Linked DNA regions of Mus musculus: region 2 is linked to region 1. The links are chromatin loops, found by intact Hi-C in ENCODE. Cell type or tissue: heart. All regions are shown on one strand. Each heading gives the region's core, and the rest is flanking DNA. Links, peaks and the distances in the headings are about the cores only.

Region 1 (8,000 bases), core at 1-8,000:
AATATGGAACAGTTATTTTTTTTGCGTGTTTCAGCCATTGTCTTCCAGCAGAGCATGGTCAGACCTGAGAATCTTTGGGAATTCTTAGACTGCTCTCCTGAGCTTTGAGTTTCTGACTTCTAGCTAGTAGACAATTGCGATACATATGCACTCTTACACATTAGTAAGGTCCTCTGTTTCAGTCCTTCTCAGAGACGTTTTGTAAACAGAGGAGTCCCGGGGGGGGGGGGGGCGGGTTGTTAAAGTTCAGAATTTAGAATACAGTTAGAAGGCCTGGAGGTTCTGCTGTGGCTACAGAAGGAGTGTCCATTGAGTTGGATTTTTGTTGGCGTTCATAGGTGATGTGTAAATTACCGGGGTGTGGGGCCGATTCCATCAGCTCTTCCTCAAGCCATTTCTCCACGCTCTCTCTCGGCCCCTCTGTAGTCACTTGCTGGGTGAGGCCTTCTGATGGACGGGGTTCCCTACCACTCGCTTTGCTTCCTTCCGCCTGTCTCCCTTTGTGGTCTTCTCTTCTGTTCATCTCCTCTCTGCTCCTGTTGGGCTGAGCGTTGGGTTGTCAGTTCCCGATCTGCAGTAAGGAGGCCTCTTTGTCCACCTTCCACAGCAAATAGGCGCCCCCATCAAAACAAGATCAGTTCCAGGTCCAGCACAAGTTTCTGTCTCGACCATAAATCACTAGGCTGACAGGTGTTTGATTTCTAATAATCTGTTTTCCAATAGTCGTGACTGACCCGGTCACATGACATGGAGATTGTAAGTGTAGGTGTCTTCCCGTGTCTGCAGTGTCTCAGGAGCTTCTCCTAAGTCTCCTATGCTTTCTGCCTTTGCTTTGTAGTTTCTCTCCTGATAACTTTTCCACATAATACCCTTTCACCTCGTCTGTGTGTTGTAAAGCTGACATGGCTTCTTTGCACCTGAATCTGGCCTTCCAGGATTGAAATCTCGGGTGGCGTTGTTAAAACACTTGAAATTTGCCTTATTTAAATAGAAGTAAGTATTCCATAACTGAAAAATGTATAACCTTGAGTTTTTAAGATGAGAACACAGTATAAAATACTTCAGTAGATTTTCAAGTCCTGATTATGTGTTGATAAGACTGACATAGTGGGTTAAGAATTGATAAAATTAATTCACTTATCTGTTTATTTTTGTTTTATAGACAGGGTCTCACTGTGTGACCCTGAGGAGCTTCATTTAGATACGGTTGTTGCATATGTGACTCACTCACTTCATACCACAGACTTGACCCGACTCTTAGTTGTGCTGATCAGTGTGTTTGGGTTTATTATTGTTCACACACACACACACACACACACACACACACACACACACACACAGTCAGGATGGTTTCAAACTCACTAAGTAGCTAAGGATGATGTTGAACTTTTTTAAAAAAAAGTTTACATTTAGCCGGGCAGTGGTGGCGCACACCTTTAATCCCAGAACTCAGGAGGCAGAGGCAGGTGAATCTTGGAGTTTGAAGCCAGCCTGGTCTAAGGAGTGAGTTTCCCAACAACCCGGACTTCACAAAGAAACTCACAGAGAGACTTCGTGTCAAGGGGAAAGAATTTAATTCATTTTGTGTGTGTATAAATGTGGATGTGCTCCTGCTCCAGTGCGCATGATGTGGTCAGAGGACAAATTGTAGGAGGCGATTCTCTCCCCATGGTCCCGGGGATTGAATTCCAACTGTCAGGCAGATAGATGCCTTTACCCATCAGCTCTCTTGTCTTTCTGATCCTCCTGCCTCCACCTTCAGAGCGCTGCAGTTATATCTGTGTGCTGTGTGCAGTCAGACCTGTGTGCTGTGTGCAGTCAGACCTGTGGTGTGCTGTGTGCTCAGCTTGATATGGTGCTCCCTACCAACAGCTTCACATCAGCTTACAAAACAAAACTAAAACAAATAAACAAAAATCTTACCAGTGAGATCCTGGAACTCTCAGTCCCAAGTGGGATGTCTCCCTTCCCTCTGTTCTCAGGAAGCTATGTGGAAGAGGATACAGGTTCTTAAGAGCCAGTGGGGATGGAAGACAGCAAGGAAACCAGGCCTCCTACACACAACAGGACTGATGCACTAGAAACTCACAGAGACGGTGGCAACATGCACCAGAGTCCACACAGGTCTAAGCCAGATGGGTTCCTAGTGCTGAGAAGAAAATAGGCCCACGTCCCCACCTCTAACCCTGAGTAGCTCCAGTCAATAACTGCTTCCAGATGAAGCATCCGTTTTCTCCAAGAGATCTCACCTGGGAAACGGACCACACTTAAGGGCAGGCCCCACACCCAGCAGGAGATGGCCAACTCAAAGTGAACTCATGGTATTTTGGAGGTTCTTTGTCTCATGTTGCTTTGGACGTTTTATTTTTCTTTTCTTTTTTAGTCTTCCGTATCTTTTGGTTATATGGTTCCCTAGTTTGTTTTTATGGGATGTTTGTGTGCATGTGTGTGTCTCAGCATCTGTGTGATTTCTCTGTGGCTCTTCTTGTCCTGTTTGTTTTGTCCTATTCTGGTTTGTTTGTTTTCTTTCTTTTGTTTGTTTGTTTATTTGGAGACAGGGTTTCTCTGTGTAGCCCTGGCTGTCCTGGAACTCACTCTGTAGACCAGGCTGGCCTCGAACTCAGAAATAATTCTGCCTTTGCCTCCTGAGTGCTGGGATTAAAGGCGTGCGCCACCACACTCAGCTTTTGTTTTCTTTTTATTTTATCTTCTTATTTTTTAGATGCTTGTTTGTATTCTACTGAGAGGGAAGTAGATTTGGTGGGTGGGAAGGTGGAGAGGATCTGAGAGGAATTGGGAGAGAGAAAACCATAACCAGAATATACTGCATGAAAATAATTTATTTCCAGTATGAAAAGAAAAAAACATAAGAGGCTCAAGAAGCCACAAGGATGAAGCCAGTGAACAGCACTCCTTCATGGTCAGCTTCAGTCCTTGCCTTGATTTCTCTCAATGATGGACTGTGATCATGATAGATAAGCGCAACAAGTTCCCCTGTCCCTCCCCACTAGTCATAGAATCTAGCAACAATATTAAATTATAGGACCAGCTCCCTCAGACATTTACTGCTAATCCCCTGTCACGGATCCTTAGTACATGCTGAACTTCCCTAGAGCCACTGTGATACCCTCACGGCTGACAGAGTAGAGGCGCTTTGCCTAAACAGGTCCTTGGGGAGTTGTTGTGACACCTTTGCCCAAGATGTTAGGCAGCAGGGAGGCAGGGATGAAGTGGCTGAGTACTGATCACCACATTTTGCGCTGTGCTTTGACTGCCCTCTGGTGTTGCGGTTAGGAAACTAACTCAGTGGTTCATCTTTTCAAAGGAAGAGGTAGGTGGTGATTTTAGCTCTGATTTTGATCCTGCTGCTTCTCTTTTCACTGAGCAATCAATAATGATCCTTTAAGCTCTGTAGACAGTCTTTGTTCTCCATGGAATAAGCTTTACTTTTCTGCCTGTTTTCATTCTTTAATCGCACGTCTTTCTGCATGGTAGTTTCTAGCCCTGTTTGCTAAGCCTTCTGTTTCTTTTATCTTTTATTTTCATCCTCACATGCTTAAATCCTGTTCTTTGTACCCAGTCGTAAAGAGAGAGCTAGTAATCTCTTCTAAACTAACATGGCTGTCTATGCTTGTTTACCTAGATAGTGCATGCACACTTCACATGTAACCCGCTCCCACACATGTATGGACCGTCCCTGTTTCTCAGATTGGCCAATCTCATTTCACTGATATTGTGCTGGAATTCTGAGAATCCGCATCCTGTATCTTTTATGCTCTGGCAGACAGTCATCATTCCATCTAAGCTACCACTGTTTCTTCCCTGGGATATGTAAATTCCCCTTCTTCTCTCTTCTCCCTTTCTTATCTTCCCGACTGCATCCACATCTGTTGTGTGTATTGGTTTAGTGTCGGGTTTTCTTCCTGTCCTCAGAGTCCAGAGCTAGCAGAGACCTTGTATCGCCCACTGTGGCATCCTCTTCTCCATTGAGTCTGTAATACAGTTCTTAAGACCTGCTGAGTATGTATCTAGCCACTGACTGATTAGTGACGTCGGAGTGAACCGCACTTAATTACATCAGGATTCCTGAATGCCTTCCATATTGATGCTTCTTTATGTGAGTTACTCTAAATGAATTTTAGGTGATTTTTACTTTTTCCTAGGGAAACATAATTGTTTCTGAAGGGCAGTGTATTTAGGGGGTTATTGATTAGCTAGTGCTCAACTGAACTAAGACAACGAGCTACATGTGTAACGCGGACTGATAATCAATTTAAAATTATTTTCAGAAAAGGCTTTGGGTTTGGTCTTCAGCATAAGGAAAAGAAGGAAAAATAAAAAAATAAAGATAAAAGTATGGGCTGGAGAGATGGCTCAGCAGTTAAGAGCACTGACTGCTCTTTCAAAGGTCCTGAGTTCAAATCCCAGCAACCACATGGTGGCTCAGGACCATCTGTAATGAGATCTGATGCCTTCTTCAGGTATGCAGGCAGAACACTATACATAATAAATTTAAAAAAAAAGACAAAAGAAAAAATGGATAACTTAAATTTAACATGGGAAATATGCTTAATTAAAACTTCTTTGAGCCTTCTCTTTATAGAGGTTCTTTTTAATTTTCTTTCTTTTTTCTTTTTTAAAGATTTATTTATTTATTACATGTAAGTAGACTGTAGTTGTCTTCAGACACACCAGAAGAGGGCGTCAGATGTCATTACAGATGGTTGTGAGCCACCATGTGGTTGCTGGGATTTTAACCCAGGACCTTTGGAAGAGCAGTCAGTACTCTTAACCACTGAGCCATCGCTCCAGGCCTTCTTTTCCTATTAGAGAGGTTTATATCTGAATTTACTTAGTAAGTTTGAATTAGTTGGATGTTTCTCCTGTATAAGGTTTTCCTTCTCTTCCTCCCTACCTCTTGTGTTTCTCTTTTCAGTGCTAGCATCAGACCCAGTGTTGAGCATGTAAAGTGATCCCAACGACTGAGCTGTATCCTCAGCCCTGACTAAATTTTAAGATTTATTTATTTATGCTTACTTACCGCTTTGAATTGATACTGCTTAATACGGTTGTTGAATTTACAGAAAAAGACCACAATGATTTTATAAAGGTGGTAGGATCGGTAAGTCTGTGCCCTGAGGGCACCAGGCTGAGCCCAGGATGTAGTAGCTAGAGACAGCATCAATAATGTCTGGGTTTGATGGATCTCTTTAGTTTGACCTTGGTGTCTTGGGTCTTTCAGGATTTTAAGGTATCCGTGCTATTCTCTTATCAGTGCCCTGCCTCCCCATGAAAACAAACTGATTAACTTCTAACTTTGGAGATAAATGTATGTACAGGTGGGGTGTCTCTTCTGGGTGCCTGGTGAGGAATTTTCAGATCATGTTTTGAAACATTTACATAAACTTTATGGGTGAACATCTCGGGTGTGAACTCTGAAGTGTGGCCCAGCAGGGAGCCTCGTGAGCGCCATGCTGTTGGAGAGCGCCATGCTCTTGGAGAGCGCCATGCTGCTGGAGACAGGCTTCCGACTCTGCAGCCTTTGGATGAAGGATGCCCATCACTAACATGTTTAGAAGGGAGAAACCTCTATTTATGAGCTGCTTTCCTTGGAAAGTTTTGCAATTCCTAGGGGTTTCTGAGAGCAGAAGAGACTGGTTTGTTGTTGTTGTTTGTTTTTCTTCACATTTTGGAATACAGTAGCCGCACACTTAATCTCCTGGTCAAACCCCAGCTGAGAAAAGTGGTATGTGCTTAATCATAGGTTGGTAAAAGTTTCCCGTTAACTAGGGGAAACTTGCCATTTTGTGTACATTTCTGGATAGAGAATGCAATTAACTAATCTTTCTTTTATCCTTCAAAGGGACATGAGAGACGGCTTCAGAAGAAAGAGTTTCTACTCTTCACATTATTCGAGAGATCGGTCTCCCCATAAAAGGGACGCTCCCTTCTTCAGAGAATCCCCTGTCGGCCGGAAGGACTCCCCACACAGCAGATCCGGCTCCAGTGTCAGCAGCAGAAGCTATTCTCCAGAGCGAAGCAGGACTCACTCCTTCCATCAGTCTCAGCATAGAAGTATGTCTGCTTTTCTTGTTTCCTCTCTAAAGTGCATCTCCAGGGAGATGTTCCTACAAGGCATGCTTTTCTTCTGTCATTGCGAACACTCAGAGACTTGACAGAATAGTATAGTAAGTGGTGCACATAGCATTCCTCAATTCTCTGTGTGACAACTCATGTTCAATTCTTGCGGTGTGTAAAAGAGAGTCTTGTCATCAAGTCTAAGTCAGTCCACCCCCGTCCTTTCTAGCAGTCCAAACAAGAACTTATCGTTCTTGTTGGATTCTTGTGTTCAGGGAATATCGATATAAGTCTTCTGTTATTGGCAAAGCAGTAGAGCTTCACAGAACACATCTGTTTTGCATATAGATGTGTGAATGGTGACAGAAGAGGTAGCACTGAAGGGCTAAAAGGAAGGCTCCGTGGATAAGAGCAATTTGCGCACTAAGTTTGATCCTTAGAACCTATAGAAAAGGGAGACACAGGGGTTCTATTCCTCGTTCTCCTAGACAGATGGGAAGCTTGCCGATCATCTAGCCTACTGTACACAGTGGTGAGCATTGAGAGACATCTCACACAAGGCAGAAAGTCAGGGCCAACATTCAAGGTTGTCTTCTGAATTCCACGTGTGTGCCATGATCCTTTTGTGTCTGTGTTCCTACATGTGAATATGCACACACCCACAAGGTTGTTTGTTTGTTTTAACGTATTTAATGTGTATGGATGTGTTGTCTGCTCCTCTGTGCACCAGCTGTACTACTTGTATGTCTGTGACTGCCCGGTTCCCTAGAAGGCCAGAAGGGGGCACTGGATCCCTTAGAATTAGAGTTATAAATGCTGTGAGCCACAATGTGTTGGTGGGAATTGAATTGGAGTCCTCTAGAAGAGCAACAAGTGCTCTTAACCACTGAAATTCTGTCTAGACCCCGAAAAAAAGAATTTTTTAAAAAGTATGTTGTGGTGGTTTGAATATCCTTGGCTCAGGGAGTGGCACTATTAGGAGGTGTGACCTTGTTGGAGTAGGTGTGGCCTTATTGGAGGAAGTGTTTGCCTTTGGAACAAGATGTAGAAATCTCAGCTCCTTCAGAGTGTGTTAAAATGTACCTTATAATTGAAATCCTGATATGATTTTAAATAGTTCTATAAATACAAATATTAAGTGAAGATAACAATTTTATTATTCCTTATACCCTTATTCTTTTAATTCTTCAATCCCAATCCTATTCCAGCTAGGGGCGGAACAAGAATTTCGATGAATACAGTAGCTTTGTTACTGGGCTAAGTCTAGCCCTTATGTGCGTGTGTGGGTGCATGTATGTATGTGTGTGTGTGCGCGTGCATGCGTGGGTGCATGCATGTGCGAATGTACACATGTGTGGCAAGAGGACTTCTTGGGTGTCATCTTCAGGAATGCTTTCTGCCTTCTTTGAGATTAGGTCTCTTGTTTGCTGGAACTTTCTACTTAAGAGTAGAGCAGTGATCAGGGTCTGGGGCTCTGCCTGTCTCTGCCTCCTCAACATTAAGATTTCAAGCATGTGTAACCATGTCTGATTTTTCTGTTCAACTGAAAAAGTTCATCTATTTATTTAATTTTTCTGTGGGGGTGGGGGTATACACACATTTGGCATATGTGTAGAGGTCAGAAAACTCCTTTCATCAAGTAGATTCCTGCCTTCACTCGCTGAGCCGTCTCCCTGACTGCATGCCTGGATTTTCCACTTGGAGGCTGGGGGTCATTCAGGCTCTCGTGCTTCTGAGGTAAGCACTTCACCGCAGGTGCCATCTTTCCCCAGACATCAGTTCTTTCCTTATTGCTAGTGTGTCTTTTCCCTGCCCTTGTGTGGGTGGATGTCACCAAGTGGATTTTTCCCCAAGAGTACGGCTTGGGGAAAATCCGTGTGAGCCCCGTGTAATTGAACTCAGACTGTCACAATTGGCAAGGT
Region 2 (16,877 bases), core at 3,502-11,501, 67 kb before region 1:
TGCTAAATGGATCCCCGTTTCATACAGAATGCTGAAGCATGTCTGTGGCCAAGTTCTTCCCTTTCCAACCCCATCAAAGAATTTGTTAATACCTCCATCCCCTTTCCTATTCCCTCTAGTCTCAGGTAGAAATTACCTTTTTTTTTTAAAAAAATTTATTTATTTATTTAACGTATATGAATACACTGTCACTGTCTTCAGACACCCCAGAAGAGGGCATCAGATCTCATTACAGATGGTTGTGAGCCACCATGTGGATGCTGGGAATTTAACTTAGGACCTCTGGAAGAGCAGTCAGTGCTCTTAACCACGGAGCCATCGCTCCAGCCCAGAAATTACCTTTCTCATGACTGAATCTATTCTGTTTACTGAGGCTCTGGGTCAGTGCGTGTGAGTTGCCAGGTTCTGGTTCTCTGAGGAGGAATCTGAAGTCAGTTTATCTGTCCAGTCATCTTTCCTTCCCTTCTCCCTTTCTTCCAACAGTCTCCCACTATGACACCTAGGATGGTCTCACCTTGTAATCCCACCTTTCCGAGTGCCAGGATCCCATGTGCTGAGTTCACAGGCCCGCTCTGGCCGACAGGCTTCCAAAGCAGGCCCCTCGGGCTGTTGGCAATGCAGCCACAGAGCAAGCTCGCTGGAGAAACCAGCTGTTCTGTGTCCTCTTGTCTCCTTTGCTCTTCCAAGGCTCGTCTCTTTTTTGCTTTGTTTTCAAATGTTCCTTACTTTCTTCAGTATATAAAACAGGTTTCTCTGACCCATAAAAAGCAAAAGTACTTCCCCAAATCTTTTCTTAAGTCATAAATCTGTTTTATAATTCTGTGTTGATTTTCCTTTGCTGTATTATAAATTACAGTAAAGCTTTACAGCCAAAGGTCACTGACCTGATCATGGGTCAAGCATCAGGGCAGACATGAGCTGAGCATCCTAGCTTGGCGTATCACGAGACCACAACTTTGGTATTGGTGCAGACATCATCTCAGAGGATGCCTGAAAGCACTGACCTCTTTTGGCAGTTCCTTAGAGGCTGTTGTCTAGAAGTCTCCAATAGCCGTGTGCCATGTGGGCCTCTTTCTCGAGCGACTCAAGATGCAGCTGGCTTCCATCAGAATGAACCAACCAAACAAGAGATGGGAAGCCGGATGTGAGCAAGACTGTTTTTTAAAGATTTTATTTTTTAATTTATGTGATATGTAGGGTGGGGGTGAGTGGGATGTGTATGCATTTGTGGGTGTGTGGGATGTGTGTGTTTCTGTGTCTGTATGTGTGTGCATGTATGTGATGTGTGTGAGAGGGGATGGGGGTGTGGATATGTTATGTGTGCAAATGTGTGAAGGGTTGTTTGTGTGTGGTGTATGTGTAAGCATGTGTGTGTAGTGAGTGTATGTGATGTGTGTGTATATGTGTGGTGTGTATGTATGTATGTGATATGTGTATGGTGTGTGTGTGGTATGTGTGTATATGTAAGTGTGTGTGGTGTGTGTTCATGTGTGTGTGTATATGTAAGTGTATGGTGTGTGTGTATGTGATTGTGTGTATGTGTGTGGTGTGTCTGTATGCATGTGATGTATGTATGGTGTGTGTGTGTGTGTTTGTGGTATGTGCACATGTAAGTGTGTGTGCATGTAAGTGTGTGTGTATACACACATGTACGCATACATGCACATGAGAGAGAGAGAGAGAGAGAGAGAGAAAGAGAGAGAGTGTTGGTGCCACAGTGAATATGTAGAGGCCAGAAGATGGCTTTGGGTGTTGTTGGTCCTCTGCCTTCTACCTTGTTTGAGACAGGGTCTCTTTCCTGTCAGTCTATACCAGGCCACCCAATCCAGGAAATTTCGGGGATTCTCCCATCTCCATCCCTCATCTCACCATAGGAGCACTGGGACCAAAGACTTCCATATCCAGCTTTACCAGGTTCTAGGAATTCAGACTCAAGTCGTACTGTTCAGGTGGCAAGTGCTTAACCAACTGAGCCACCTCCTCTGTCCCTTCACACTAATGTCTCACATGTTACCCCCTGCCTGCCTCCCTAGAGCATTGCTTTCTACCCTCTTGTCACGCATAGGGAAAACAGGAAGTGACTGAAAACCTGAAGGACAAGTGTCTTCTGGGTAAAGTTTGTTGTCATTACCACCAATATTACACTTCTTATTTATTTGTCACAACGGCCTTCACATGCATCCATGGACACCCATACACGCGAGCGTGTACGCGCGCGCGCGCACACACACACACACACATGCACACCCTGTTTCTTGGCTATAGTGCTAGAAGACTTTCAAATGAATATCTTTTAGATTATTGGACTACATAATTATACAGGAGCAAAACATAATATCTGTATGAACTTTATGTATGGAGTGTATGAAACTAGCCTATTTGCAAGTCAGTACTCTAGCACTTAAAGCTGTATAAAGTATAAGTGGCTTTCTTATGAATCCCATTTTTCCCAAGCTTTATTTTCCTACTCCTATTTCATTGCATTCTCAAAGAGATGTGTGAAATTTTATATAATCATAAAATAGACATTTCAAAAATGCCATTGGTTCTTACACTCAATGTTATGACGATAGCAGGGAGTTTTTGCTGCGCTGTTTCGGATCCTGGAGGAATGCACACGCACACCCGCCCGGGAGCTATCTTCGGATCCATGAATGAAAAGATACACATTCATTAGCTTACTTTTAGAATGCCTTGGCTACTTCAATGGCTGGGCACTCCTATACCTTCCCCGGATGCCCCAGGCCCAATCAGGGAAGTGGCCAGTGGCCACCCACCCGAGTTCTCACCTGGCTGGTTGGCTTTCTATCCTGTCAATACTGTGCCCCATCCTTCTTTCCCAGTCATGGTGATTCTGCTCTAAAATCTAAGGGTCATGGGCCATTGGCCATTGACATCTTTATTGACTGATCAAAAACCAATTGGAGACAAAGACCTTTAGCATTCGGGCACGCAGATTCCCAGTTGAATCAAAGCATTAGAACCAATTTCCAACATGTAACTCTTTATGGTTAGATCATGTGAGATTGTTAACTCTTGGCATACACATAACCTGTCTTTTATTCCTACGCAAGTTAATTAAGATGGGGATATTATCTAAATTGATGCCTTAGTGATGTTTCTTAAAGGGCCTGTCATTAGCTAATCAATCCCTGTCCTAGCAAAAGCAACAAAACTAAAACCCACTGCCAGCCCTTTCTGCAAGTGAGCTCATTAGTCCTGACTAACAAGGCAAACAGTATTTGCAACTCTGTCATTGAGAACACTCTTAGGAGGTCTTCATTAGCCCTGATATATGTGAATACAGACACATGAGAAAGCAAATAAGCAAATACAGGTGATTCATGAGTCGTTCCCAGATAAAGCTAGCTGTGAGGTCCCGGTGTAGAGAGAAAGAGTTGACGGTAGGGCTAAGCTTTGCTGAAGTCAAAGCTGGAAATCCCACTGGTCCTAAGAAAGGTGATAAATGTTATCCTATATTTAGAAACAGCCATTGGGGGCTGGTGAGATGGCTGAGCGGGTAAAATCACTGACTGCTCTTCTGAAGGTCCTGAGTTCAAATCCCAGCAACCACATGGTGCCTCACAACCATCCGTAATGGGATCTGACGCCCTCTTCTGGTGCATCTGAAGTCAGCTATAGTGTACTTATGTAAATAATAAATAAATCTTTGGGCCAGAGCAATCAGGGACTGAGCAAGCTGAGTTGACCGGAGTGAGCAGAGGTCCTAAAAATTCAGTTCCCAACAACCACATGAAGGCTCACAACCATCTGTTTTATGTACTCACATACATAAAATAAATAAATAAACCCTTGAGAGAGAGAGAGAGAGAGAGAGAGAGAGAGAGAAAGGAAGGAAGGAAGAGCCATTGGCCGAGCCTTTGTGAATAAACCAATTCCTGCTGTTCATAAGAGACAAATGAGGCTCTGCTGATTTATCTCGGGCAGATCATGTGCCCTGAGCTGTTCCCTGACAGTAGAGACAGATTTACACACACTCTCGCGCTTTCTGGCTCAGCACTTGTGTAGGGCAGTGGACCATGCCAGGAAACTTGGTAAGGTCGAGTGGGTTGGAAGTGTAGAAACCTGAGAGAACAGTAGCTGCTTCGCCTGCTTCCAACCAGACCCCTGTCAGTGACCGGGCTCCCTACATAGAAACGAGACCACCACGTAGATCAGAACAGAGTTATCCATGCTGTTGCGCTTTCTAGAAGCCCTGAGGGTTTAGCCAATAAGACTGCCTGCCCAGACATTCTTTCCTGCAAAACGTATTTAATCTCTGGTCCACATTAAGGAGATGGTATGCACCCATTTTCCATGATGAACAATCAATAAACAGTTTGGAACTAAAGACTGTCTCTCACCTAGAACTGCCGCGGAGAGCACGGAGAAAGCTTTGGTCTACAGCGCCGCACAGCCTGTCTCCTGCTGAAGCCCCTCTGAGCTCCCAGACAACCGCTGCTAAACTAAGGACAGTCGCAGATGAGCTAAGCTGGTGTTCTCCCTTACCTAGGCCCTCCTCAGCAGCGACTGGATGTCCAGAAGTTTGGGAGCCCTCAGCCCCAGGGTCCTCATCAAAGACCCATGGATCCCCTGACCCTCCGATCCGACTCCTCTTCGCAGTTTGCAGTGGCGACTGGACACTCAGGAGTCAGGGAACCCCAGCTTCGACTTCCCACATCTTAGGCTGTGTCTTCCCATTCCCCTGATAGGTGGGTGTATCGGCGCTTTCCTTGAGCCCAGCACCGGACAGCAGGCATAAGATAAATGCAATCTAGCGCCTCTGAGTTCCAGCGGAGTTCTTACACCCCAGCGGCGAGGCAGAATGCTAAACCACACATTTGTGCAAACACCTGAGTGTATTCAAGATACAACCAGGATGGTGGAAGTATTAAAGAAGAAAATCAAAGTATCTGACCACAGAATCTCATGTTAACGTCTATCAAAAGTCAGGTTTGAGGGTAGAGATGTGAGTCAGTGGCAAAGCATTTTCTAGCATGAGCCAGGCTGTGCATTTTCACACATGCCTCGTCCCCTAGCCCGTGCACAGACGCGCGCGCGCGCCCACACACAGTGGGTTTGGTGTAGCATAACTTTGAGTTCACTGGAAATCAGACTACAGACTATGTAGCATATCTTTACTGGATTCTACGAAGGTCTTTTTTTGTTTGATTCTTTTAGTTCAAGCTGATTTAACCTGAATTTTCCTCAGGACTCTTTTCTACCCATCTTGATTAGTTTTCGTTGTCATTGGACGGTAGGGCTCTGTTCTTTGCCAATCTCTGTTTCTGCTTTTGCTTTCTTTCCCAAGAATTTGCTGACCTGCTCACGCCATCCTCTCTACCTGGCTCCAACTCGTGGCCTGCTTAGCTTAGCTCTTGTCTAACAATCTGTAAAGGCTTACATCCATCACACAGGACAAGACTGAGAGAGCCATTAAAACAGGGGGAGCCAGTTCTGTCCGCCCTGTGACCTCTGCTACTGAAATGGTCTCAACTGTGGGCTGTTTAGTTGAAGTTTCCCAACAGTTTTGGATTACAACCTTCAAGTAAGGAAGATGCAGATGCATAGATGTGATGCAGATGAATAGAATACAAACATTTCCCTCATTTTTAAAAGATTTATTTATTATTATATATAAGTACACTGTAGCTGTCCTCAGAAGAGGGCGTCAGATGTCATTACAGATGGCTGTGAGCCACCATGTGGTTGCTGGGATTTGAACTCAGGACCTTCGGAAGAGCAGTCAGTGATCCTAACCTTTACGGTATGAATACAGAGTCTTCGTGGGAGAAAGTGCTTCATGTACCAAACAAATTCAAGGGAACAAATGCTAATTTGGAGTTATTTCACAAAAAATAAATGTGGAACGACAGTCCGACTGTTAGAGATTAAAACCCAGGAAATAAAAGTCTTAATATATTCCCTCAAGTAAGTAATGATCTTCCATGTGTCTGGGTGTTTGTTTTGTTTTGGTTTTTTTTTTTTTTGTTGTTTTTGTTTTTCGAGACATGGTTTCTCTGTATAGCCCTGGCTGTCCTGGAACTCACTTTGTAGACCAGGCTGGCCTCGAACTCAGAAATCCTCCTGCCTCTGCCTCCAGAGTGCTAGGATCTAAGGCATGCGCCACCACTCCCGGCATGATTTTCAGTTTTGTTTCAGCTAAAATTATTTGCACCAGACTCAAAGAAATATATATATATATATTATATATATATGCATGCTACACATGACTGTTTAATATTTTAACTCTTTCATGACTGCTGGTATTTAGTATTTAGTGTTATTAGGGTATTACTGCTGTGAAGAGACACCATGACCAAGGCAACATTTACAAAGGACAGTATGTAATGGGGGCTGGCTTACAGTTGCAGAGGTTCAATCCATTTTCATCATGGCAGGAGGCATGGCAGTGTCCAGGCAGAAATGGTGCAGGAGAAGGAGATGAGAGCTCTATATCTTGGCTCCCGAGGCAGGCAGAAGGAGACTGTCCCTTCCACACTGGGCAGACCTTGAGCGCTAGGATCCCTCAAAGTCCACCCTCACAGTGACACACTTCCTCCAACAGGGCCACAACTATTCCATCACACCTCTTAATAATACCACTTCCCATGTGCCAAGCATATGCAAACCACCAAAGTATATTCTACTTTTTAAAATTACTGATGGATTGTTACATTTGAGAAACAATGTGAGGATTAAATCAAAGGAAACACAGGGTGGCTGGAGAGATGGCTCAGAGGTTAACAGCACTGACTGCTCTTCCAAAGGTCCTGAGTTCAATTCCCAGCAGCCACATGGTGGCTCACAACCATCTGTAATGGGATCCAATGCCCTCTTCTGGTGTGTCTGAAGACAGTTACAGTGTATGAACACATAAAATAAATAAATCTTTATTTTTTAAGAAAAAGAAAGAAACACAGAAGAGCACATAACAGAAACCTTTGTTCCTATACTTTGTTAAAATTACAGTAATGAGCTGGGTGTGGTGACGCATGCCTTTAATCCCAGCACTTGGGAGGCAGAGGCAGGCAGATTTCTGAGTTCAAGGCCAGCCTGGTCTACAGAGTGAGATCCAGGACAGCCAGGGCTACACAGAGAAACCCTGTCTCGAAAAAAACAAAAAACAAAAAAAAAACAAAAACAAGCAAACAAAAATTACAGTAATGGAGTACTATGCTGTCACTAATGATATTTAGTCGGGATATTTGTTGCCTTCTTTTTTTATTATTATTATTGATACATTTCTTATGTATACAGCATTCTGCCTGCAGGCCAGAAGAGGGCACCAGATCTCATTATAGATGTCTATGAACCACCCTGTGATTGCTGAGACTTGAACTCAGGACCTCTGGAAGAGAGGCCAGTGCTCTTAACCTCTAAGCCACCTCTCCAGCCCCTCTAGTCAAGATATTTGAATTTGGTGTTGGGCCTGTGGTCTGTGATGGCACTGGGGAACTACATGCCTAACCGGACAAAACAGGACAAAACAATGCTTAGCTGTGTCTTTTACTTCTACCCTGCTGGAGCCCTTGTCCGTGTGTTTAGTAGCCCAGAAGAGATGTAGTGTCATCGAAAAGAAGGCTCTGACCACTTCCCGTTGTTCAAGTGAGTGGCCTTGGAATATTTTGAGCCGTCTTTATTTATACAGAAATTCAGAACATTCAGACTCTCTAATGAACTCTCTACTGATGACCTTTAGACCGTATCTCTCCAGGCCCTATCTCTCCAGGCCCTGTCTTTCCAGGCCCTGTCTCTCCAGGCCCTGTCTCTCCAGACCCTGTCTCTCCAGGCCCTGTCTCTCCAGGCCCTGTCTCTCCAGGCCCTGTCTCTCCAGACCCTATGTCTCTCCAGGCCCTGTCTCTCCAGGCCCTGTCTCTCCAGGCCCAGTCTCTCCAGGCCCTATCTCTTTAGACCCTATCTCTCCAATCCCTATCTCTCCAGGCCATATGTCTCCAGGCCCTGTCTCTCCAGGCCCTATCTCTCCAGGCCCTGTCTCTCCAGACCCTATGTCTCTCCAGGCCCTGTCTCTCCAGGCCCTGTCTCTCCAGGCCCAGTCTCTCCAGGCCCTATCTCTTTAGACCCTATCTCTCCAATCCCTATCTCTCCAGGCCATATGTCTCCAGGCCCTGTCTCTCCAGGCCCTGTCTCTCTAGGCCCTGTCTCTCTAGGCCCTATCTCTCCAGGCCCTGTCTCTCCAGGCCCTATCTCTCCAGGTCCTGTCTCTCCAGCCCCAGTCTCTCCAGCCCCTGTCTCTCCAGGTCCTGTCTCTCCAGCCCCTGTCTCTCCAGGCCCTGTCTCTCCAGTCCCTATCTCTCTAGGCCCTATGTCTTCAGACCCTGTCTCTCCAGGCCCTATCTCTCCAGACCCTGTCTCTCCAGGCCCTATCTCTTCAGACCCTATCTCTTTAGACCCTCTCTCTCCAGGCCCTCTCTCTCCAGCCCCTGTCTCTCCAGGTCCTGTCTCTCCAGCCCCAGTCTCTCCAGCCCCTGTCTCTCCAGGCCCTCTCTCTCCAGGCCCTCTCTCTCCAGCCCCAGTCTCTCCAGCCCCTATCTCTCCAGGCCCTCTCTCTCCAGGCCCTCTCTCTCCAGCCCCAGTCTCTCCAGCCCCAGTCTCTCCAGCCCCAGTCTCTCCAGCCCCTGTCTCTCCAGGCCCTGTCTCTCCAGGCCCTATGTGTCTAGGCCCTATGTATCTAGGCCCTAAGTAAATTTTGAACTCTCCCTCTCCTCAGTGTCTTGGCTTGCTTAGGTGCTCAGAAGTAGCTGACTTCTCCAAGTTCCTTCCTCTTTACCTCCGTATCCCCATCAATTTTGAGACCATCCAGTAAGGGATCTATCGGTCATGCCTTTCCGTAACCTTGTAAGCAGGAATCACTGCTCCATCTCCTAAGGATTGACGCTGTCCTTCTGGATACCTTCCCACTGGCCTTTTACCAAGCAGTCATCACAGAGCAGTCATCACAGAGCAACCGTGTGCCTTCCCATGGAGAAACAACAGAGCTCCCGCCAATCCCCTCATGTAAAATCCAGAGAGGGGGGTAAAACGTTTAGAATGTGTTCTTGGGTCAAAGCCACAAGCACCTTTAACCAAAGCAAGCCAAATTCCTGTGGCACTAAGGACTTATCATGTAGTTATAGAAAAGTGAGTAAACAGACCTTTTTCTTTTTCTTTTTTTTTCTTCTTTTTTTTTCCAGGGAGGCCATTAGCATATGGCCTCCCTCCATATGCTTATCAGTTGTATGTTTTGTCACCGTCTCAACACCCCTGAAAACACTGACCTTAAAAGGGAGATGACAGCTTGATCTCCATCCCCAAAAGAAACAAGAAGAAAAAACAAAGGGGTTAAAATGTTTCAGCTCAGTCTCTTCAGTGGTGGCGACAATGTGGCAGACAATGTGGCAGAGCAGAGCCATCCCAACCAGGAGGCAGAGCAGAGATGCCTGCGTTTCCCAGTCATGTCCTTTCTCTGCTTCCATCCATCTAGGCTCCTGGCCCTTTAAATCGGGGGTTCAGCACTCTCATGGGGGGCGGGAGGGTGTGCCATTCTGGTTCCTGTCCTCATGCTTGAAAATAGAGGTAGCTGGCACAGCCTAGATGTGTAGAAGGAGCTGGGTGAGTCAGTAGACTTAGAGCTGTGTAAATGCACCACCAATATTGGCACCATTGGTGCCAGGGTCCATAGGCCCACTCAGAAGAGTGATTGAGGTTAAGAGGGTCTCAAGGAGGGGATGGAGAGATGGCTCAGAGGTTAAGAGCACTGACTGCTCTTCCTAAGGTCCTGAGTTCAAATCCCAGCAACCACATGGTGGCTCACAGCCATCTGTAACGAGATCTGACACCCTCTTCTGGATTGTCTGAAGACAGCTACAGTGTACTTACATATAATGAATGAATGAATGAATGAATAAATAAATAAAGAGGGGCTCAAGGGTGCTTAACAGGAAGCTTCTAAAAACGTGCTGTGGGTGTGGCCATCGAAGGATGGATGAGTCAGAGGTCTCCATCCTCCCCAGATCACGGCCTCAGGACTTGACTGGAAAGAACTGTTACCATGGAAAATATTTCTAAGTATACCGAGATACCCAAAATTAAATTCTTTAAGAACCAAAGCAGACATTCACAGGTTTTTTCAAAAAGAAGAAGAAAATTCATATCTTTCAGTTTCAATTTATGTGTCTGAGTGTTTTGTCTACATGGGTATCTGTGTACCACATGCGTGGCTAGTGTTCACAGAGGCCAAGAGGCCAGCTGGTTCCCTGAAACTAGAGGTAAAAATGTGTGGATACTGGGAGTCAAACCCAGTCTTCATAGAGCAGCCAGTGTTCTTAATTGCTGAATCTTTAAAAAAAAAAGATTTATTTATTTTATGTATATGAGTATACTATTGCTCTCTTCAGACACACCAGAAGAGGGCATCGGATCCCATTTCAGATGGTTGTGAGCCACCATGTGGTTGCTGGGAATTGAACTCAGGACTTCAGAGCCAGCTCTCCAGCCCCTCCAGCCCCTCCAGCCCCTCTTTTAAGGGTTTTTGGTTTTTTGGGTTTTTTTTTGTTTGTTTGTTTGTTTTGTTGGTTTTTTTTTTTTTTTTTTTTACAAAGTTGTCTGTGCGTTTGTGCTTGCCTACATACACATGAGGTTGCATATACCACAGGACATATACAAAAAGTCAGAAGACTAAGCCGGGCGTGGTGGCGCTCGCCTTTAATCCCAGCACTCTGGAGGCAGAGGCAGGCGGATTTCTGAGTTCGAGGCCAGCCTGGTCTACAAAGTGAGCTCCAGGACAGCCAGGGTTACACAGAGAAACCCTGTCTCGGGGGGGGGGGGGGGGGGGGGGAGTCAGAAGACAACCTCTGGGAGTCCGTTTTCTCTGTCTACCAACCACACCTAGGGGTTGAACTCAGGTTTTTTGGCTTAGTAGCAAGTGCCTTTACCTACACTGAGCCATCTTGATGGCCTGATAGTCATGTCTTTGATATTGCTTTGTTCCCAGCTTGGGCTCTAGACATACACATTTGCATTTGGGGAGGTGTAGTGGTTTGAACAAGACTGGCTTCCATGGGCTCATATGTTTCCATGTTTAATCACCATCAGTTCAGTACAACCGTTTGGGGGAAATTAGGAGGCGTGGCTTTGTGGGAGGAGGTGTGTCACTGGAGGTTAGACTATGAGGTTTCAAAAGCCCATGCCACCCTGGGTATGGTGGCGCATGCTTTTAATCCCAGCACTTGGGAGACAGAGGGAGGTGGATTTCCCTCGTTCAAGGCCGGCCTGATCTACAGATTGAGTTCTTGGACAGTCAAGGCACAGAGAAACCCTGTCTCAATAAATAAATAAATAAATAAATAAATAAATAGCCCATGCCACACACGTCTCTCTGTCTCTCTCTGTCTCTGTCTATCTCTGTCTCTCTCTCTCTCTCTCTCTCTCCTCCTCCTCCTCCCCCCACCCCCGGCCCTTTGCCCCCTTTTGCCTGTAACTTCTGAATCAGGCTATAGCTCTCAGCTACTGCTCCCGCGCCATGCCTGCCTGCTAGCTGCCATGCTTTCCACCACTGTGATCATGGACTCACTGCCGGAAACTGTAAGCAAGCCCCCAGTTAAACTCTTTCTTTTATGAGTTGCCTTGGTCATGGTGTCTCTTCATGGCAATAGAACAGTAACGAAAACAGGTTTGGGTGAAGGAAGGATTAATTAGTCTTTAACTAAATGATCTAAAATAGCATGCCTACAGGAAACGTTAGGAGGAACAAACTCAAAACACGGTAGACAGAAACAAAATGAAGGACAAGAAACTGGTTTTACTCGAAAAAACAAACAAACAAACAAAAAAAAACCAAAACAACCACCCCTCCAACCTCAAAAAAAAAAAAAAAAAAAAAAAAAAAAGAAGAAGAAGAGGGTTTTAGCTTGCAGGCCCAAGCGAGAAGTCAGTGATTCTTAGTAAAAAACAGGTTTTTTGTTTTTTGTTTTTGTTTTTTGGTTTTTCAAGACAGGGTTTCTCTGTGTAGCCCTGGCTGTCCTGGAACTCACTCTGGCCTTACCAGGCTGGCCTCGAACTCAGAGATCTGCCTACCTCTGCCTCCTGAGTGCTGGGATTAGAGGCATGTGCTACCACGCCCAGCAAAAAACAGTTTTTAAGTTCCTGTTATAAAAATACCAAATAGTGTCCTCTATACAAAAAATAGGAAAAAGAAAAGAAAAAGAAAAGAAAAGGAAAGGAAAGGAAAGGAAAGGAAAGGAAAGGAAAGGAAAGGAAAGGAGAGGAAAGGAAAGGAAAGGAAATTATTCTAGATAGACATTCTCAGGAAATAGGGTTTTATGAAATGGCTCAGCTCATATAGGCACTTATAGTCTGATAAGTTATATTCAGGAACCCACACTGTGAAAGGAGAGAACCAACTCCAGAAAGTGTGCTCGAATGTGCGCAACACACACATACACACACACACACACACACACACACACACCACACACACACACAATAACAAGTTCTCAAGTAGAAGAAGGAATGAAGAGAATACAATATGGAAATTCTAAACGCAAATGAGCACAGACTGTATAATACAAGAGCAAGAGTTTCCTGTGATGCTCAAGAAAATAGCAAATGTAATCTACGATAATGTAAGTACATAAACCAATAAAGTGCTAATTAATATCAGAATTTGCTGTCATGAATATGTGCGCACATCCCAATAGAAATCCTTGTGGGTTGGTTGTTGCCTGCCTTCAAAGGCACTGGGCTGATTCTATGAGGGATATTGTTTTGCCAGGCTGAAATTAACTGAGTAATACTGGTTATATTATGAGATATGGTTTCCCACCTCCCAAAGTCTCTAGGCTCCATGGCAGAGACAGTGCAAAACAGAAGGGGCCTACATACATACAGTAATAGTACAGCCCTCAAAGCCACTCAGAGATACCCAAAAGATAAATGGCCAAGGTTCGAAAGGGCCTTACTAAACACGAGAGAGACTTGAGACTATTCAGCTTACGGTTATAAAGAGTCACCAACAGTTTCTCCAAAACCTAGACAACGAAGCCTTCCAGCTCCAGGGATCCCCATGGTTGGGCTTTCTAGTTACCAGTGAAAGGGGAGAATGGGAGACCAAACCTTTTAGGTCCAGACTCCATCCTAGACCTAAGGTTGAACTTGAGTTAACTAACAAACTGGCACCTAGCACCAGTTTCCAGGTTATTCCCCAACAAATCTGCACCTCCAAGTTACAAGCCCGCCCCTGTCACTTCACTTCCTAACAACCACCAATCAGGAGGAGAACAGAAGTTACGTTTATGGTCTGGTTCCCAGCACCAGCCAATTATGCTTAAGGCCGTAATGTTTCCCCAATCAGATGTGTGCCAGTCTAGATACCCTCTTCTTGCCTCTGTAAATGCTTACCTGAAACTGAGGGCCTCCTCCCATTCTCCTGCATCAGGGACGGTGGTGTGGCCCAAGCTCGAGCTTGAATAAAGAGACCCTAGTGCGATTGCATCGTAATTGGCTCCTTGGTGGTCTTTAGGGGGGAGGGGCTCATAAACTTTCCTGGAACAACAAGGAGAACTGACCCTTTGACTTCAATTTGCGCCCTGTGGCATGTCGCATGCACTCTCATCCACATAATATACATATTTGCACGCAAATATTTTAAAAGATTTATTTATTTATTTATTTATTTATTTATTTATTTATGTGAGTACACTGTAGCTGTACAGATGGCTGTGAGCCTTCATGTGGTCGTTGGGAATTGAATTTTTGTTTTGTTTTTGTTTTTGTTTTTCGAGACAGGGTTTCTCTGTGTAGCCCTGACTGTCTTGGAACTCACTCTGCAGACCAGGCTGGCCTTAGGAATTGAATTTTTTTAGGACCTCTGCTCGATACACTCACTCTGGTCAACTTCGCTTGCTCAGTTCCTGCTTGCTCCAGCCCAGAGATTTATTATTGTACATAAGTACACTGTAGCTGATTTCAGACACACCAGAAGAGGGCGTCAGATCCCATTACAGTTGATTGTGAGCCACCATGTGGTTGCTGGGAATTGAACTCAGGACCTCTGGAAGAGCAGCCAGTGCTCTTATCCGCTGATAATGGGATCTGATGCCCTCTTCTGGTGTGTCTGAAGACAGCTACAATGTGCTCATATACATAAAATAAATAAATAAAGATAAAAAAAAAAACAAAACCCAATGGCACAGGATCCTCCTTATGCTGTTAGTATATCAGTGGCCATCTGGTTTTGTATGATGGCATCCTTCATCATTTTAACTTCGGAATTTTAAAAAATGAGATCCTAGAGCCGGGCAGTGGTGGCACACACCTTTAATCCCAGCACCAAAAACAAACAAACAAACAAACAAACAGAAAGAAAGAAAGAAAAGAAAATGCCTTTTTTATTGTTGTTGGTTAAAGGGAACTTTTAAATTACTTAATGGTTCAAAAGTATATATAGTCTTGTCTGTGAGAGACTCCTGAGGCAACAATGCTTCTAAGGGATGAGCCCCAAAAGATGTCAGCTGTCAGCTCTCTCTCTCTCTCTCTCTCTCTCTCTCTCTCTCTCTCTCTCTCTCTCTCTCTCTCTCTCTCTCTCTCATGTATACAGCATTCTTCCTGCATGTACACATGTAGGCCAGAAGAGGGCGCCAGATCTCATTATAGATGGCTGTGTGAGCGGCCATGTGATTGCAAGGAATTGAACTCAGCACCTCTGGAAGAGCAGACAATGCTCTTAACTTCTGAGCCATCTCCCCAGCCCTAGTCTGGGTTCTCTTATCTCATGGGGACCCCAACTCAGATAACACTGGACCGTGGCTTTGATGCAGAAAAGAATTCCAGGACCAGCCAGTATGGAGCAGAGTTGAGAGTGTGTTTTGTTTTGGTTTTGGTTTTGGTTTTGGTTTTTGGTTTTTGGTTTTTGGCTTTTGGTTTTTCAAGACAGGGTTTCTCTGTATATCCCTAGCTGTCCTGGAGCTCACTTTGTAGACCAGGCTGGCCTCGTACTCAGAAATCTGCCTGCCTCTGCCTCTAGAGTGCTGGGATTAAAGGCGTGCGCCACCATGCCCATCGAGAGTGTTGTTTTTGTTTTGTTTGTTTGCTTGGGTGTTTTTGTTGTTCTTGTTGTTTGCTTGTTTTTAAAATCCAATAATATACTGAGCTCTCACTGTGTAGTCCTGGTTGACCTGGAACGCACAGTGTAGACCAGTCTGGGATTTAACTCACAGAGATTAACTCTCAAATGTGTACCTCCATTCCCCAGTTACTAAAAAGTATTTTCTATCAGCTTTAAGCATGAGAGTTAACAGTAAGAGAGGCACTCAGAAAGTAAGGTCCGTCCTAGAGTCTGACTGTATGCTTCCGGAAGAAGAATCACACAGGGATAAACTATTAAAACTATTAACACTTTAAGAGTTAATTCAAGTCCGCATTAGCAGCAACCTCCTCCCCCAAGTGTCTTATTCTGAAGAGAAATTCGCCCTCGGGGAAATTCGTCTGCTCAGGCTGCTCCCCATTCATCGGACACATGCAGTAGACAGACCCGTAAGACCAGGTGACATATTGGACACACACAGTAGACAGACCTGTAAGACCCAGTGACATAAATGACTGCTTCAGTCCCCATCGCTGGAGTCAAAGAAGTTTTCTTTCCAGATATAAATGGTTTCCTTGGAGTTGCCTTGAGTCCCAGAGCTCAGGTCCCACGTACAGAGTTAACATCTGATCATATCCATTATCTTGTGTCCGTATGAGGACTCTTGACTGTTGACTGTGGTGGTCCCATAAATAATTTAAATGCAGAATTATGCTCTCTCTATGTCTACGTATTGCTGAACACACACACACACACACACACACACACACACACACACACGTCTTAGGGTTTCTACTGCAGTGAAGAGACACCATGACGATGGCAACTCTCCTAAAGGAAGACGTTTAACTGGGTCTGGCTTACAGTTCCAGAGGTTTAGTCCATTATCATCATGGCGGGAAGTATGGTGACACACAGGCAGATATATGGTGCTGGAGAAGGAGCTGAGACTTCTACACCTTGATCTACAAGCAGCAGAAGGAGACTGTGAACCACACTGGATGTAGCTTGAGCATAGGAGACACACTTCTTCCAACAAGGCCACACCTCTTAAGAGAGCCACTCCCTATGGGTAGGTAAAGCATTCAAACACAGGAGTTTGCTGGGGGCTTGGGGGAGACTTAACGTTTCAAACCTTCTCTCACACGCAGTTTGGAACTGATATCTTGGATTACTTGGCTTTATATGCAACTCTTATCACAGTATTTCCCCCATATTTTCCTTAAGGGATGAGACAGAGGATAGGCTATGAAGCAACCTGATCAGCCTACTTGAGTTTATTTTGAAAGTTCAGTTTGGGGAGATAAGTATTTCCAGGGAAGTAGAAGAGAAGTAACTGAAGAGATTATGAGCCAGGGCAGTGCTGCAAACGTATGGAATTCCTTGGTAATACCGATCAGAGGCAGTTTTGTTTGTATTACGACAAACAATGAGTCCAAAGTGAGAAGCCAAATCTTCTAGCTCAGACTCCATTTTAGAGACCCTGACCTAAGTTTGACTGGTACCTAGCATTCGTTTCCAAGTTGCCCCCTTCCCCACAACAAAACTTGAGCCTAGCTCCAGTCTCTAGGTTCCTTCCCAACCAGACCAGTGTTTCCAGGTTATTATCCCAATAGATCTGTGCCTCCAGGTTACAGCCCGCCCCCTGCTAATGACCTCCAACGCAGAGAGGAGCACAAGTTAAGTTTATGATAGGACTCCCAGCACCAGCCAATTGTGTTCAAGGCCACAGCAGCTTTCCAAAGAGACGCTTGCATTTAGCCTCCACTTGCTGCTTAATATAAAGCCTTGCACC

Evidence for each region. A loop is a pair of places that touch in the nucleus more often than their neighbours do. Peaks named below come from ENCODE experiments on the same cell type or tissue, not always from the same donor. Only the 100,000 strongest peaks of a DNase experiment are listed, where the experiment ranks them.
Region 2: it touches region 1 in a loop (6-fold over the local background); 6 of 42 quality-filtered maps call a loop at or near these places.

Annotation. Positions count from the first base shown.
Region 1 is chr15:93,435,638-93,443,637 of GRCm38, forward strand. It overlaps Pphln1 (periphilin 1), which reads left to right. Exons shown (of 9, transcript NM_175363.4): 4 at 5,864-6,075. Among named protein-coding and RNA genes, the nearest start is that of Pphln1, 41 kb to the left of the region's middle. In heart, for the core only: CTCF peaks have their summits at 3,282 (motif pointing left), 4,682 (motif pointing right) and 6,845 (motif pointing right); no DNase peak of the experiment used is centred there.
Region 2 is chr15:93,364,770-93,381,646 of GRCm38, forward strand. No RefSeq gene overlaps it. Among named protein-coding and RNA genes, the nearest start is that of Zcrb1, 25 kb to the right of the region's middle. In heart, for the core only: a CTCF peak has its summit at 7,277 (motif pointing right); no DNase peak of the experiment used is centred there; H3K27ac peaks cover 464 bases.